2 separate regions of the Mus musculus genome follow, and region 1 is linked to region 2. The links are chromatin loops, found by intact Hi-C in ENCODE. Cell type or tissue: left cerebral cortex. All regions are shown on one strand. Each heading gives the region's core, and the rest is flanking DNA. Links, peaks and the distances in the headings are about the cores only. Region 1 overlaps Casp2 (caspase 2). Region 2 overlaps Tcaf1 (TRPM8 channel-associated factor 1).

The links. A loop is a pair of places that touch in the nucleus more often than their neighbours do. Peaks named below come from ENCODE experiments on the same cell type or tissue, not always from the same donor. Only the 100,000 strongest peaks of a DNase experiment are listed, where the experiment ranks them.
Region 1: it touches region 2 in a loop (2.0-fold over the local background); 2 of 42 quality-filtered maps call a loop at or near these places.

The regions. Positions count from the first base shown.
Region 1 is chr6:42,271,654-42,279,156 of GRCm38, reverse strand. It overlaps Casp2 (caspase 2), which reads right to left. Exons shown (of 11, transcript NM_007610.2): 7 at 5,112-5,240; 8 at 2,372-2,462. Among named protein-coding and RNA genes, the nearest start is that of Casp2, 10 kb to the right of the region's middle. In left cerebral cortex, for the core only: no CTCF peak of the experiment used is centred there; no DNase peak of the experiment used is centred there.
Region 2 is chr6:42,676,615-42,684,117 of GRCm38, reverse strand. It overlaps Tcaf1 (TRPM8 channel-associated factor 1), which reads left to right. Exons shown (of 9, transcript NM_001355769.1): 3 at 4,698-5,692; 4 at 5,951-6,048; 5 at 6,575-6,788; 6 at 7,088-7,327. Among named protein-coding and RNA genes, the nearest start is that of Tcaf1, 30 kb to the left of the region's middle. In left cerebral cortex, for the core only: no CTCF peak of the experiment used is centred there; a DNase peak (open chromatin) is centred at 3,833; H3K27ac peaks cover 330 bases.

The DNA of each region.
Region 1 (7,503 bases), core at 1,431-6,430, 400 kb after region 2:
TGTTTGTTACATATGTTTGACAGCGTGAACATCAACAGGTCAGCACATCAAACCCAAGATCACCTTTTCACAGGACGCCCTGCATGCAAGACAAACCAAAGCCTGAAGAATTTTGGGAAAAGGACCAAGATTCACTGACTCAATCACCCCCCCAGACAGGGTCTCTCTGTAGTCCTGGCTGTCCTGGAACTCACTCTCTAGACCAGGCTGGCCTCAAACTCAGAAATCCGCCTGCCTCTGCCTCTCAAGTGCTGGGATTAAAGGCGTGTGCCACCACGCCCGGCAAATTTTTTTTTTCTTAAAGTATTGTTCATGTACCTATCAGGCACTGTCTCTTACTAAGATCTAGGGGCACACTGAGTTAAACACTATGTTCTTATTGAGCTTATCCTTCTAGCTTGGGAGTCAATCATTGTATTTTGGAAAGACTGGCAAACTCGAACTTTTAGAGAAGCCTCAGCTTCATGTCATACTTTAATGGGCCTGATTTTAGACACTGGATTAAGTGCAACAAAAATTACTCCAGAAAAAGAGCAATTTCTTCCTCCAACTCCAGCACTACATACACTTCTGAGATAGGAAGAAAATGGTCTGCATTGTTGTTACTGCCATCTAGACCAGGCTAAGGATGTCCTTTAAGCGATGGAGAGCTTACCTCTTGCCTTCAAGTTTCAGGCATATTAATCAATAAACATTCTCCACCTTCTCTTCACAACTGCTTTCTACATCACTGCCCATTTCTAGACATACAATTCCTCTTTCACTCAAAACTTCTAAGTGCTACTGTGTGTGTACAGCAGTGCTCTGGGCCTAGAGAAACATCTATGAATGAAAAATGCTTGCCCTCCCTCACATGTTCTTTTCTTAGCGCAGCTCCCCTTCCACGGTAACGTTCCTGGAAAAATGCACCATATTAATTTCATAGTTAAGCTCACAAAGTATTATCCGTTAAAGCTCAAAATCTCAGCTATGACTAAAGGTTTGTAATTAGCTAGATTAACAGCTTACGATCAGCCACATCTCACTTCATCACTTATAGAGGTGCTTAGCCTTGTATATTTGAGCACGGCAAATATATTATATAGTTGGGGTGGGTGGATAATGCTAAATGGTGGCACACTATACACTTAGAAGATAAATTTTATAATGTTGTGTTTGTCATGTGTTCCATCCCTTTTCTGGGAAAGGCTCTCTTCACACCTGTATAAAGCATGTATGCACGGTTTAAGTTAAGTCTTTCTGCAGCTACAAAAGCCTTGTCAAATGAGCCTCAGACAAGATCACCTCATTGCTGCATACTCTTACTTGTACAGTTGCTATCACACAAATTTCATCCTGGCATGAGATTTAAACTCAAGATGCTCCACACACACTTGCTTTAACTTCCCTAGTAATCCATATACTAGCTAGACATTTCCTTCTGCTTCTGTGATGGAATTTACAGTCATTGCAAGACTTTAAAATACACTCTGCAGTGATACACAGGGAAACATTAGGGACCTGCATGTTTGGATAATACAAACTTTAACCCAGGGAGGATGCTGACCAGGTTGTAGCAGCTGTGACTGGCTTTCTTTCCACATTTACCCTGAAAGCTCTTAGGTGCCAATTTTGATAATCATCACAACAGCTTAAAGAAGTTGACTACACACAGTTTATAAGAAGGAAATAAAGTAGAGGGATGTGATGCGACTTCTCTAACTTTACATAATTATTAAGCAGTAGAGTCACAATCTGATTCCAAATTTAGATTCTTAATTACTACTGTTTTCCTCTAGATGAGAAGGAGGCCTATGTGTCTTCTGAGCCATGTTACACAGGCCTGGCTCTTAAAGGGGTAGAAGACACTGCATGCAAGAGGATCGAAGCAGCTCAGGAGAGTCCGAGGCAGACATGATGCAGACATGAGGTCTGTACTGTTCTCCTGCATGCTCCAAGAATGGTAAAGAAAGGAGGCAAGCGCATGGGAGCGTGAACATGGCACAGAGAGAAAATGCAAGGGTAAGAGAAGGAAGATTTGGAAGAGTCAAGCAGAAATCCTTAACTGGAATGAAAAACAATAAAAAGTACATTGCAGTTAATAAGCAGAGAAGAGCCAAGTTCTTAGGAAAAGAGCACACACTGATAAGAGATTCCTGACAGCCATGGAGGTGTAGAGAGCTGGTCAGACTGAGAGCCATGGGCTGCCCAAGTCCTAGCACACCCCATGCATTGGGAGACACTTACAGAGCAAGAGAGGCGGTGGCAGCAGTGAACAGAAGGAGGTGCCCAAGGGATCCAATAGCACCTGAGAGGAGCAAACAGGAAAGTGAGAGCTGGTGGAGGCTGCCCAGGAGCCACCACCCAGGTGCTGGTTTGCCAGGGCACTCACCTCCACGACATGCTTGGATGAAGAACATTTTTGGCTTGTTCTGTAGACTTGGACAGTTAGCATTGTCAAAAAGTCGAAAAACCTCTTGGAGCTACCAGAAACAAATAAGGGAGAGGGGAAGTTAGGTAGCCAGTGAGACCTCTTGAAGTCTAACACATACAAATTCAACCTTCATCTGAAAGGTAGGGAGATAGCTGATCTTGTCAACTGGACTAGATTTACAGTCACTTGGGAGATACACTTAGTTTATTTTTGAGGGTATTGAATTTCCAGAAAGAATTAACTGAGGAGGAAAGACCTGGAACCCAGACTGAAAGGGTTGGGGCAAAGAAAGCCAGACATGCCAGCATCTCTTCTTTTATGCTACACAATTTACCCAAATACAAGAAGCCTACTGCTCCTGTCTCCACTGGAGAGCTGGCTTCTTGCCACGGGGGCTTATATTGTCAAACAAGGAGCCAAAACAAACTGTTTCTCGTTAAGAATTTTTGGTCTCAGTCCAAGAAAACCAATACTGAAAACTTATGCCAGTTTGGGGTCAATACAGCCATAATCTTTCCACATGGTTCATAGGCCATTGGAACTAGTTTGTTGGAGGAATATGGGAGAATTAGAAGCTGCAGGCTAAAAAGCCCAGAATGCTCTAAGCAGGGCTTCAGGGGCAATTTTAGTGGGTTTTCAAGACACCCAAGTGTTAATTAAGAAAAATGAAGACACAGGCTAGGCTCAATAGATCCTAGAACAGATCAAGGACTTTAATGAGAACTCAGCTTGTGTCCTACTTTGGTGAGGAATTGGACGCAGTCGTCTATATTCTGAAAACTTGAGGTTGAATTTAAATAATGGACTAATTTATTTAGCAGAGTATATTTTACCATAACATTCAGGCTGTGTGACATGGGTCACCATAGTGACCTATTGCTCACTAAACTTACCCACCATTACAGTGAGTGAAGTGTACAGCATAAAGATATAAAAATGCACTTTCATGAAGAAAGGCCCTTGAGCTTGGTTAAAATGAAGGACAGGGTAGAAATTCTTTATTATTTACCAGAATGCCTCAGACTCTCAGGTGTCAAAGGCTCTAGGAAACTTGTCCTTGAGGATAACTAGAGCCCAGTCCCAGACATCATGGGAGAGAGTTCTATCACAGCCATTAAGGCAAAAATTGAACTCTACATTGGACAATGGGAAAGAGGGAAACTAGGGGAAAAGATCCCAATCAAGAGTTACAGGGTTGAGGGTACAAATTTCCATAAAACAGAGTACCTGAAAAATAATCTTTAGGTGTGTCCTAAAAAATAATAACAGAGTGCCTGAAAAAATAATCTTTAGGTGTCGCCTGGATACAGGCTACCCAGGGAAGTATTTTCCGAGGGTCAGCTAAAGCCAGAGGCTGCTGTAGCCGGGCTACATCTCAAGCTGGCAGCAGAGAAGGAGGTAGAATCAGAGACTTACACCAAGGCTCCAGAAAGCCAAGAGGCCAGGCAATGTGTAGCCTCAGTAAGGCTGGATCCCTGTATAGAACTCCTGAGTGGGTAAAACAGAAAGTGACTGCTAAGATGTAAACAAAGACATCATATATGGAGAAACCAGATACATGGGACCCCAGATACGGAAAGCTGTTGGCACCAAGTGAAGCAAAGAGGCCACATAAGCCACATGCCAAGCTGCAAGGAGCAAGATTTTCATGTTAGCTGGAGCAAACGCTGCAATGAAGAACCCCAGATGCTGAGCTGGGTTTGTCATTCACTCAGGGGCTTCAGGGCAGTTTCTGTCCACTTCATTTGTCCCATTGCTTACTTTCTGGAACAGAAATGTGTACTCTGCCACCGTATATTGAGTGTAACTGGTTCTCTGTTACAGGTTTTAACGCCAGACTCATAATACTTTAAATTTATACTTTTGATCAGTGTTGAAACAGCTAAAACTTAGAAGATTCTTAGAAATATATTTTTCACTATGAGATGCCCATTAAGTCTTAAAGAGAACCAGGGACAGGCTATGTTTAAAGGTGATCTGTTCAGGTGTCTTATTTAAAATCAAATGCATAATGAATCTGAAATGCTCCTGTGCTTGTTCTATTGTGTGGCTTCATTTCAGCCTTAGTTATGAACATGTAACATGTGTACTTGGCACTGCATGTTCCAGTAAAGCAGGCTTAAATACTTAGCTTAGATTCCTATAGTGTCTTTATTGGACAAAGAGTTTTGTCTTTAGCGAAGCTAATGGTCTAATTATAGAAAACACACTTTTAATACTTTTCTATCAGCATTTGTTAGCATAGACATATAAGATTGGAATTTTTGGACTGTACTGTTAGAAAGTTTGGTCTTAAAAATTGCTTTTTGAATTGCTAAATTGAGTTTCATAAAAAAATTATTGAATGGATTTTGGTTTGGGATTGCTTTTCCAACAATTTCTGAAACAGTTCAAAACATACATCTGCCATTTTATGCTATGTATTCATATTAATCAGTGTTCTTAGCATTGATGATTATAAAAAAAAATTAACTACCCCTGAAAACAATGAAGATATTCTATGTTCAGCAGTATCAAAACTTCAGATGACATGGCTGAACAAACCACCTTAAGTCCCCACTGCCACAACGGACTGTGTGCCTTCAAGCCGTAAGCCAAAGTTACTCTTCCTTTCAGAAGCTTCCTGCCAGGTATTTGGTCACAGCAAGGAAAAAGTAGCTAATACAGGTGTACAGATAGGACACAAAATTATACACACCTGAAGCAGTTTGCCATCTACACCATAGATGCCACCTTCCACACCATGTGAGAGGAGTGCCACTACGCAGGAGTCTGTGACCCGGTGTGCAGGTAACTGTGCAAAATTCTGAAGTTTCTCTTGCATTTCCTAGAAGACAGAGACACCTGCTAGTATTGTTCACTGTAGCCAGCATCAACCTCTGATGTTTGAATTAATCTCTGCCTTGCTTCAATGAAACCCAATCTACTGGAAGATAAAGGTATTTTCCTCCATTTTCCTGTGATCATTGGTAACACATAAACTCTCTGAAAGGCTAAAGAAAACTATATATTCACAAGAAAAATGCAAATGACTTCAGACATCAAACTCTGAATATGGAGTCCCGAGTTCATTGAAGTGATTAAGAACTCCTGTATTAAAGTGAGTTCCCAAATAAGCCACATGGTGTGTGTGTGTGGGGACAGCTCAGTGGGTAAAGTGTACTTGAGTAATACTGGGTGAGCACAGGACTGTGACTATAATGCTAACACCTGGAAGGCAGAGACAGAGGAACTCCTAGAGCAAGCTGGCTCGATAGCTACACTAATCACACCAGCAAGCTCTGGGTTCAACTGGGAGACCTTGCTTCAACAAGTAAGGTAGAAAGCAAAGTCCTAACATCAACCCTAGGGACTCTACATACACACATGCATGCGCGCGCGCGCACACACACACACACACACACACACACACACACACACACACACCCCTAAACACATGTCAACACACATAAATACATGTTAAGAAAACAAACAAACATGAAGTTACCCTGAGTGTGCCAACTATGACTCATTCCCAAGCCCTCAGCCCATTTGTACATAAGGAGACAGAACTTTCTCAGCTATAAGAGCATAGACTGCTCTGACACAGGATCTAGTCTCAAGACTGGAGAACAGCAGGACTTATCTAGTATCTGTCTGATTCTAAGTGTGCCACAATGATGTCTGCACAAGATCCATTGCTCATGAGAAGCAGCTGTGATGATCCTCCATATAGGGAAGACTTTACATATGGATCTGAGATCAGATCCATTTAGTTGGGAAACCCAATTCATATATTACAACAAAAGATTTTAACTTTCCCTCTAACATCCACTTTTCTCTTTATGAGAAAATCATTACAAGTAAATTGTCTCTTAGTTTGTGACAGTTAAGTGGAATATTGCAAAGAAAGAATCACCGTAAATCTAATCACATACTTCAAAGATCCTCCATTATTATAATAAACATGTCTGATAGAGTAATAATTACAGTATTGGTTTAAAGAAATTTATTATTGCTCAACCTGGGGTGCGACTTAAGAATTTTATCTTCATTGATTAACTATACAGATACCAGCAAGTTCAGAATTTGGTTTTTTGAAAGAAAACTACATAGTATCCATTACAGTTTTTAGACCTAGGTCCTCCCTTTGCAACTGAAGAGGCCCAGTTCAAGCCTTCCTTCCACTTGCAGTGGACAGAAAGAAAAGAGCCCATCATTATGCTAGTTCATCTTATTACAAATTTTAAAGAAATAAAATGAACATGAATTTGCTATAGGCAGAATAGTCACAGCACACAAGACTCACATTTACCATCCTCTCCACTCTCAACAGGCTGCTCACTTGTCAATGTTCTGGAGCTTTTAAAGGCGCCTAACTTGTCAATATGTGAAAAGCTGAGCTTCAGCACATTACTGTAATAAACCCTCCCCCTAAATCTGACATTTTAAAATTTATTTGTTCTTTGTTTTTTGTTTGTTTGTTTGTTTGTTTAGAGACAGGGACAAACTACATAGCTCAGGCTAAGCCAGAACTTATTATAAAACCCATACTGGCCTTGACCTCTCAAGTGCTTCTTCTGCCTTAGTGTCCTAAGCTGGTATAGGATCACCAACACTCATGATCATACCTGGCCTGCTCGGATACTTCTGCTTGTATACCCTTGTAATAACTGGAAATGGTGAAACTGGTTTTGGTGAGAAAGGAGACATATTTTTTGGGTAAGCAGAAGCAACCTATAACATAGTATTTGTTATAAATACTATGAATTTATTTGAAGAGAATGAATAGCTGTGAGTATTCTAGAGACAGTTAAAAGTTAATTTCGCTTGAAGAATGGAATAAAAATTAACACACACACACATACACATACACACACACACACACACCCCTGGCCATGTTAAACTTGCAGCTTATTATATCAGTAAAAAGGAGGACTATTAAGCTAAGAGAACATACATACTTTGTCACTGAATAAAGAGAAATCATTTAACAAATGTAGATTACTTATTTGGGTGGATTTTTTTTTCCATACATGACATAGCTTAAAATAGGAGCTGCAGATTGATTGATTGATTGATTATAAAAGTATAGTACTTATATAAATAGC
Region 2 (7,503 bases), core at 1,536-6,535:
CAAAACTACATAGCTTTTGTCTCAATAATAATAATAATAATAATAATAATAATAATAACTGTTATAGTAATAATGATGACAATAACAAAAAGTTAGACATTTTTGTTCATTAACAGAGCTCAACATAAAGTCTAGGCTAGCCTTAGACTAGTGAACCCTCTACCTCAACATTCTAAGTGGACTGATAGGCACTTGCCACATGTCTAGCTAAGTACTTTAGTAACTAGTACTTAACCTGTGCTAAGGTCTTAGTTCTGCCAAGTATAACTCAGCTGTTTAACACTTTTTCAGTAGTTATGTCAAAGATATGGAGAAACAACTTCCCTATTGTTTTAAACACACACACACACACACAGAGACACAGACACACACACACTATATATATATATATAGTGTGTGTGTGTCTGTGTATATATGTATGTCAAATAGCACCCCAGTCCCCAATAGACTTACTGATGAATTTTATGAAACTTTTAAGAAGCAAATAATGAGAACCCTACACAGATATTCTTCCAGAAAATAGGAGGAAAGCACCCCAAAAGTTATTGCTTCACCAGCATTTCTGTTCTACTGAAATTAAAGAAAGGGCTGGTGAGATGGTTTAAGTATGTAAAATGGCTGTGATGCAAGCATGATGAAGACCTGAGTTGGGTTCCCTAAATTCCATGGTGGGGGAAGAGGAGTCAGCCAGGGTAACACACCTGTAATCTGAACATTGAGTAAGAAGAACAGGAGGATAGCCTGGGCTTGCTGGCCAGGTGGTCCAGCTCAGTTGATGAGCCTGGATCCACAAAAAGACATAAGGCAGAAAATAAGGTAGAAAGTGATTGATTGAGGAAAGTACCTAGCATGATACCAACCTCTGGCATTTGCATATGCGTGCGCACACACACACACACACACACACACACTCACATGCACACACACATGCACATGCACACAAATAAATAAGGTGAAAAAAAGGCTTTTTAAGGAAAAGAAACCTATAGAACAATACTAGATGCAATGTTCTTGATTAAATATTAGTAAGTGCAATAGATTTGCATACACACACACACACACACACACACACACACACACATATATAAGCAAAATTCAGCTATTCTAGGTATGAACTACTGGTTTTGCAATCAGAAGCCAGGTTAATTTAGCATGACAGCGTTAAAAGTGAGAACATCATGCAATTCGATAGATGCACACAAAACGCTTAGCAAGATTCCATAATCAATCATGATAACATATCAACATACTCCATATAAAAAGGAATGTCTTCCATCTGAGAAGAGGCATGCAACTAGAAACCTTCTCACTTTGTCTTGTTAATTTTATTTTGCTTCATTGGTGTTTTTGAGAAAGTATCTCGAATAGTACAAGCTGGTCTTGATGAAGTACAGTGCAGCCAAATCTGACCTTGAACTCCATAAATCCTGCTGCCTCCACACACCCTGGCCCACAAGTTGTATGATTACAGGTGTGTGCCTTTGTATATATCTAACTATAGAAACATTATATAGGGATAAAATGGTGACTGCTTTTATTTTAGAATTAGCCTCCAAACGATGACACCATTGCATACACTAGCAAGATTTTGCTGAAAGGACCCTGATATAGCTGTCTCTTGTGAGACTATGCCGAGGCCTAGCAAACACATAAGTAGATGCTCACAGTCAGCTATTGGATGGAGCACAGGGCCCCCAATGGAGGAGCTAGAGAAAGTATCCAAGGAGCTAAAGAGATCTGCAACCCTGTAGGTGCAACAACATTATGAACTAACCAGTACCCCGGAGCTCTTGACTCTAGCTGAATATGTATCAAAAGATGGCCTAGTCAGCCATCACTGGAAAGAGAGGCCCATTGGACACGCAAACTTTATATGCCCCAATACAGGGGAATGCCAGGGCCAAAAATGGGAATGGGTGGGTAGGGAAGTGGAGGGGAGGGTATGGGGGACTTTTGGGATAGCATTCTAAATGTAATTGAGGAAAATACGTAATAATAAAAATATTTTTAAAAAAGAATTTCTAAAATCTAACTCTGAATTTTATCTAATCCTTTGAATTCTGTTTGTCCCCTTACTACTTATTAAGTTTTATGCCAGATATGCCAAAATTAAATGCATACTTTAGCCATTAAAAAAAAAAGAAGAAATGAGAACAAGGCAAGAGTAACACTTGTGATCCTACTTTCTCTAAAGGCTTGTATTGAAAGCACTCCACCAATGCTATAAGACAAAAAAAAAAAAAAAATAGGCACGGATATTAAAAATTAGAAAATGGACTTTTCTATACATACCTAAATATACTAAGGTTTAATTTATGAATTAAGGACATTATTAGTATAACAATGGATACTAATAAAAATCTAACAATTGTATATAATATATTCTAACAAAAGGATCATTAATGTGGTCTCTTACAAACTATCTTTTGTAAATTTATTATTATTATTGTGTATATGAGAGAGATGTGGAGGATGGAAGGGCATGTGCAAGCACACGTGTGGAGGTCAGAAGAAAACAGAATCAGTTCTGTCCTTTGTCCTCTACATGGATTTTAGGAATTGGACTCATGTCTCTAGGATTATACAGAAAATACCTTTATCTTCTGAGCCATCTCACCTGCTCTCAGCAAACCTCTCCCTGCACTATACGCACCCATCTGGTGAATGGATAATCCAATGCCTGTGTAAAAAAAAAAAAAAAAAGATGTGAAATGAACAATGAGATGGAAACACTGTGAAACTGCCACAAGGGTAGACAAATTCGTCACTGAAACAGATCACATTGTCCAGAGAGATTTGCTCAGTGAGGAAAGAGCATTGTTTTCAGCATACAGCTCGGGATCAACTAAATACCTTTATGGGAAAGATGAACTTTGATCCTCAACCTATTTCACACAAAATACTCAAAAACAGGTCCAGACTCAAGTACAAAAGAAAAATTGAAAAACTTCTAAATTACAGCACAGAAAAAAAAAATCACTTGCAATCCTGCATTAGGCAAAGATTGCTTGGGAAGACAGGCCTGCAAAATGGAAAGATTGGTAGTATTTCAGCCATCTCCTTCCTAAGTAAAAACCAAGGAAAAATAAATAGTGTCCTCACCAAAACTTCACATAATAAGCTATCCTCTCACCAGCATGTATGCTGAGATTATCTTCTTTATCTTGACTATTGTGTAAATGCTTCAAGGAATATGAGAGTGTTTGGAAGGCACTGATCTTATTTGCTTTGGATACACACCCAATGGAGAATTGCCTGGGTCAGGTGGTACCTCTATTTTAGGCTTTCAAGGACTTTTCAACCCATTTTCTATATTGGTACTACTAGTTTAAATTCCTTCCAACTGTACGCAAGAATTTCCTGTTCTTCATGTCTTCATCAGACTTGGTATCTTTTAATAATACTCATTCTAGTAGATGGGCGCCCATACCTCGCTGTTAATTGTATTTCTATTTCCATGGTGAGTAATAGTGGCAAGCACCTTTTTGTAGGCCTGTTGAGCATCTATACGCTGTGATATGTAGTGATTCTTGTCCATTGTAAGGTGCATGAGAATTCTGGGCTGATCTTTACTGGCTCCTGTGACTTCTTGTCCCCCGCCCCCCAAAAAAAAATCATTCTGGCCCTTTTGTTCCTTCACCTTCTCTTACTCACATGCATCCCACACTCTTCTCTTCCTGGAGGCCTCTGATTCATCTGATTCCATCTACGTAGTGTTCAGTATAAATAGCTGCCTCTCCCACTTTCCTGATTGAGCCCTGCTATACTGCAAGTTTATCTTCATGTTCTATCTCATCACAGGAGAGTATGAAAGGGAAGTCAAATCAGAGCCAGAAAAATGATTTTCACGGTTGTTGCCTCGAGGAAGGAGAAAGCCAGTCTGCTGCAACGCCCCAGTTTCTCATCACTTAGTCAGAACTCTGAACAGTACGGGGACTAAAACTCCATTCTCCTGACACATGACTGCCATAGCGTGATTCCTAACTGAAGTAACAGATTCGATTCTGGAATTCCAAGTGTGTGGAGGTTATCCTAGGCATCCAGGACTCACTCTCCCTTTGGCATTTATAGGTGGCTTAAGGTTCTCAGCAGGGAAGGGGGTATATTATGCATAGGAAATACACCAGTGCTGAGCAAAACTCCACAGCACTCCAGCACTCCTGTTGAGCAAGCAAGAGACAGGTGAAGTTATATATGTAGGCAGTGGTCTCATGAGATAATGACTGACCCCAACCCCATCTTCTAAGATACTGACTCTTTGCCGACACCATGAACTCTGTTTTCCACAGACTTTTCCTTTATCACATTAATGGTGAGAAATGTATCAGTAAGACTCATTCTAAGAATCAGAACATAATTCCTCACCGAATTCTTTGCATTCTGGAATACATGGTTGGAATAAACATGATCCTATGTCTAGAAGGTGGTGTCTAAAGTTTAGTGTCAGAGAAACACAGCAAGATTTTCCATAGAATTTCCTTTGAAGAAATGGTGATTTTAAAATGAGCATAACAGAATTAATTGAGATCTTGTATCTCCTTCCCAAAATTTTTCACCCACTCTGTTCTCCTAAATTTTCTACAATAACTGAAAACAGAATTAGTTAAAGCAATAGTAAATACCCTTATGTAGCAGGCAGCATTCAAGGAACTAAAAGAAGAGTAGTCCTTCTAATCAGGAGTGTGTGTCTTTTGCAGTTGTGATGACGACCTCTCAGATGACAGAGATGAGCTTCTGCGTGGCATAATAGACCTGGACATCACCAACTCGGACTGCTTCCCATCCCAGCTACTAGTTCATGGGTCTTTGGCTTTTCCTTTGGGGCTAGATACCTACCATGGCTGTGTGATAGCTGCAGCTCGCTATGGCCGGGGTCGGGTAGTTGTAACTGGTCATAAGGTTTTATTTACTGTGGGTAAACTCGGCCCCTTTTTGCTCAATGCTGTCCGCTGGCTGGATGGTGGCCGCAAAGGCAAGATTGTGGTACAGACAGAGCTGAGAACACTAAGTGGTCTGCTCGCAGTAGGGGGTATAGACACCAGCATTGAGCCCCACCTGACCAGTGACGCAAGTGTCTATTGTTTTGAACCCACAAGCGATGTGGGGGTTAAGGAACTACAGGAGTTTGTAGCAGAGGGTGGTGGGCTGTTTGTTGGAACTCAAGCCTGGTGGTGGGCTTTTAAGAACCCAGGAGTGTCCCCTCTGGCTCGATTCCCAGGAAACCTGCTCCTCAATGCCTTTGGTATCAGCATCACAAGCCAGAGTCTCAATCCAGGACCTTTCCGTACCCCTAAAATAGGAACAAGGACCTATCACTTCCGCTCTACCCTAGCAGAGTTCCAGGTGATAATGGGCAGGAAGAGAGGGAATGTGGAGAAGGGCTGGCTAGCCAAGCTAGGCCCAGATGGGGCAACTTTCCTGCAGATTCCTGCAGAAGAGATCCCTGCTTACATGTCTGTGCACAGACTCCTGAGGAAGCTGCTGAGCCGCTATCGGCTTCCAGTGGCAACCAGAGAGAACCCGGTCATCAATGACTGTTGTAGGGGAGCCATGCTTTCCCTGGCCACAGGTCTGGCCCACTCTGGAAGTGACCTCTCACTGCTGATCCCAGAAATTGAAGACGTGTACAGCAGCCGCTACCTGCGCCCCTCAGCGTCTCCCATCACCGTGAATGTCAATTGCACTAATCCAGGTACAGCAGAAGGGTGGGAGCTTGGTTTTATGGGCATCTGCAAAACAGGGGCACAAGACTGCTGCAGTGTTGCACATCTGTAGAAGGTCATCACTATCCTTCATTGCCTTCTTCTTCAAGATTATAGGGGTCGGGTATTAGGCAGTGTTTGAAAGGGTCATAGCAACATGGTAGGGAAAGGAGCAGCTGAAGTCATGAGGGATCCGTGCAGCACTGTATGGAGCAGGGATGAAGTCTGCCCTTCCTGTGTTTTGGCAGGCACTCGATATTGCTGGATGAGCACCGGACTCTACATACCTGGAAGGCAAGTCATAGATGTCTCCGTGCCTGAGAGTGCTGCCTCTGCTGACCTGAAGGTAAGGCCACTCTCCATCTCACCACATAATGCAGAATTCAAATGATCTTGCTATCCCAGTTGGCATTGTAGGTGGTCTGTGTAAAATGCTGCTGGCAGTTTAGGTCTGTTTTAAACCCCTTTTCCTTCTTAATGATGAAAAAAACCTATGTTTTTATATATAACAAAATATATCAAAATGGTACATTGTAGAGCCCAGGACTCTATACCATTTTGCCTCAGAATAGCAATCTCTACTCTTAAAATTTGTTCTTTTAACTTACATCGTACAATAAAGACTAAGAAAGGCCTCACATGGAAGGTTCCCTGACAGTTTGTAGATATTCAGTTGGTGAATAGTACTTTACTTTCTATCACATAACTTAGTTCCTATGAACTCAAGAAATGCTACAATTTCAATACTATTATACATGGCCTCGTCAGTGGTACATGGGGTCATAACCTAATGGCCCTTCTGAGTCTACTTCCTATGCTCTCTTGTGCCACCCACATACTCCATGTGACTGAGGGTTATTTCTCTGCTCCAGATACAAATTGGCTGTCATACTGATGATCTGACAAGGGCCAGCAAGCTGTTCCGAGGCCCCCTTGTGATTAACCGGTGTTGCTTGGACAAACCCACGAAATCAATCACCTGCCTCTGGGGTGGTCTCCTCTATATCATTGTGCCTCAGAATAGCAAACTGGGTTCTGTGCCCCTTACAGTGAAGGGGGCTGTTCGTGCTCCATTCTACAAGCTAGGTAAGTAGACACTACAAGGTTCACACTGCGAGGTGGGAGAAGCTAAAACTGAAGAGGTTTCTGGGGCTACTCAGTACAGGAGGTGGGGGTAGACGAGTGGAGGGAGGTGATTGGTGTCTTTAAGTTCTGCTTTGGTGCCAAGAAAAATAAATAAATCACACCCACGGGGACGTCCAAAAGAGATGTGTGGTTTCTTATCTTGTGGTTCTCATCTGGAGTGAAAGTTGTAGATGTGTTTTATCATAAGGGATCTGGAGAAAGGTATTTCAAGGCAATATTTCAATTGCCTCTCTTTATAGGGGAGACATCCAAGGAAGAATGGAAGAGGCGTCTCCTGGAATATCCAGGTCCATGGGGAGAACTGGCCACTGACAACATCATCCTGACTGTGCCCACTGCAAATCTTCGAACGCTGGAGAATCCTGAGCCACTGCTCCGCCTCTGGGATGAGATGATGCAGGCTGTGGCTAAGCTGGGAGGCGAGACCTTCCCTTTGCGTCTGCCACAGAGGATAGTGGCTGATGTTCAGATCTCAGTAGGTGGGTGCTCCGGAAGCTCTGTGTGTCTGCCCCCAAGGACCCTCTCTCCACAGCCGCGTAGCTAGAAGGCAAGGAGAGTAAAAATGTTTTGCTTGCAAGACGTGTAGATATATTCCTTGCTGTTTAAATGGAAAAGGGAGGAATCGATTTTGAAATAAATAGTAGCTTATGTCAGC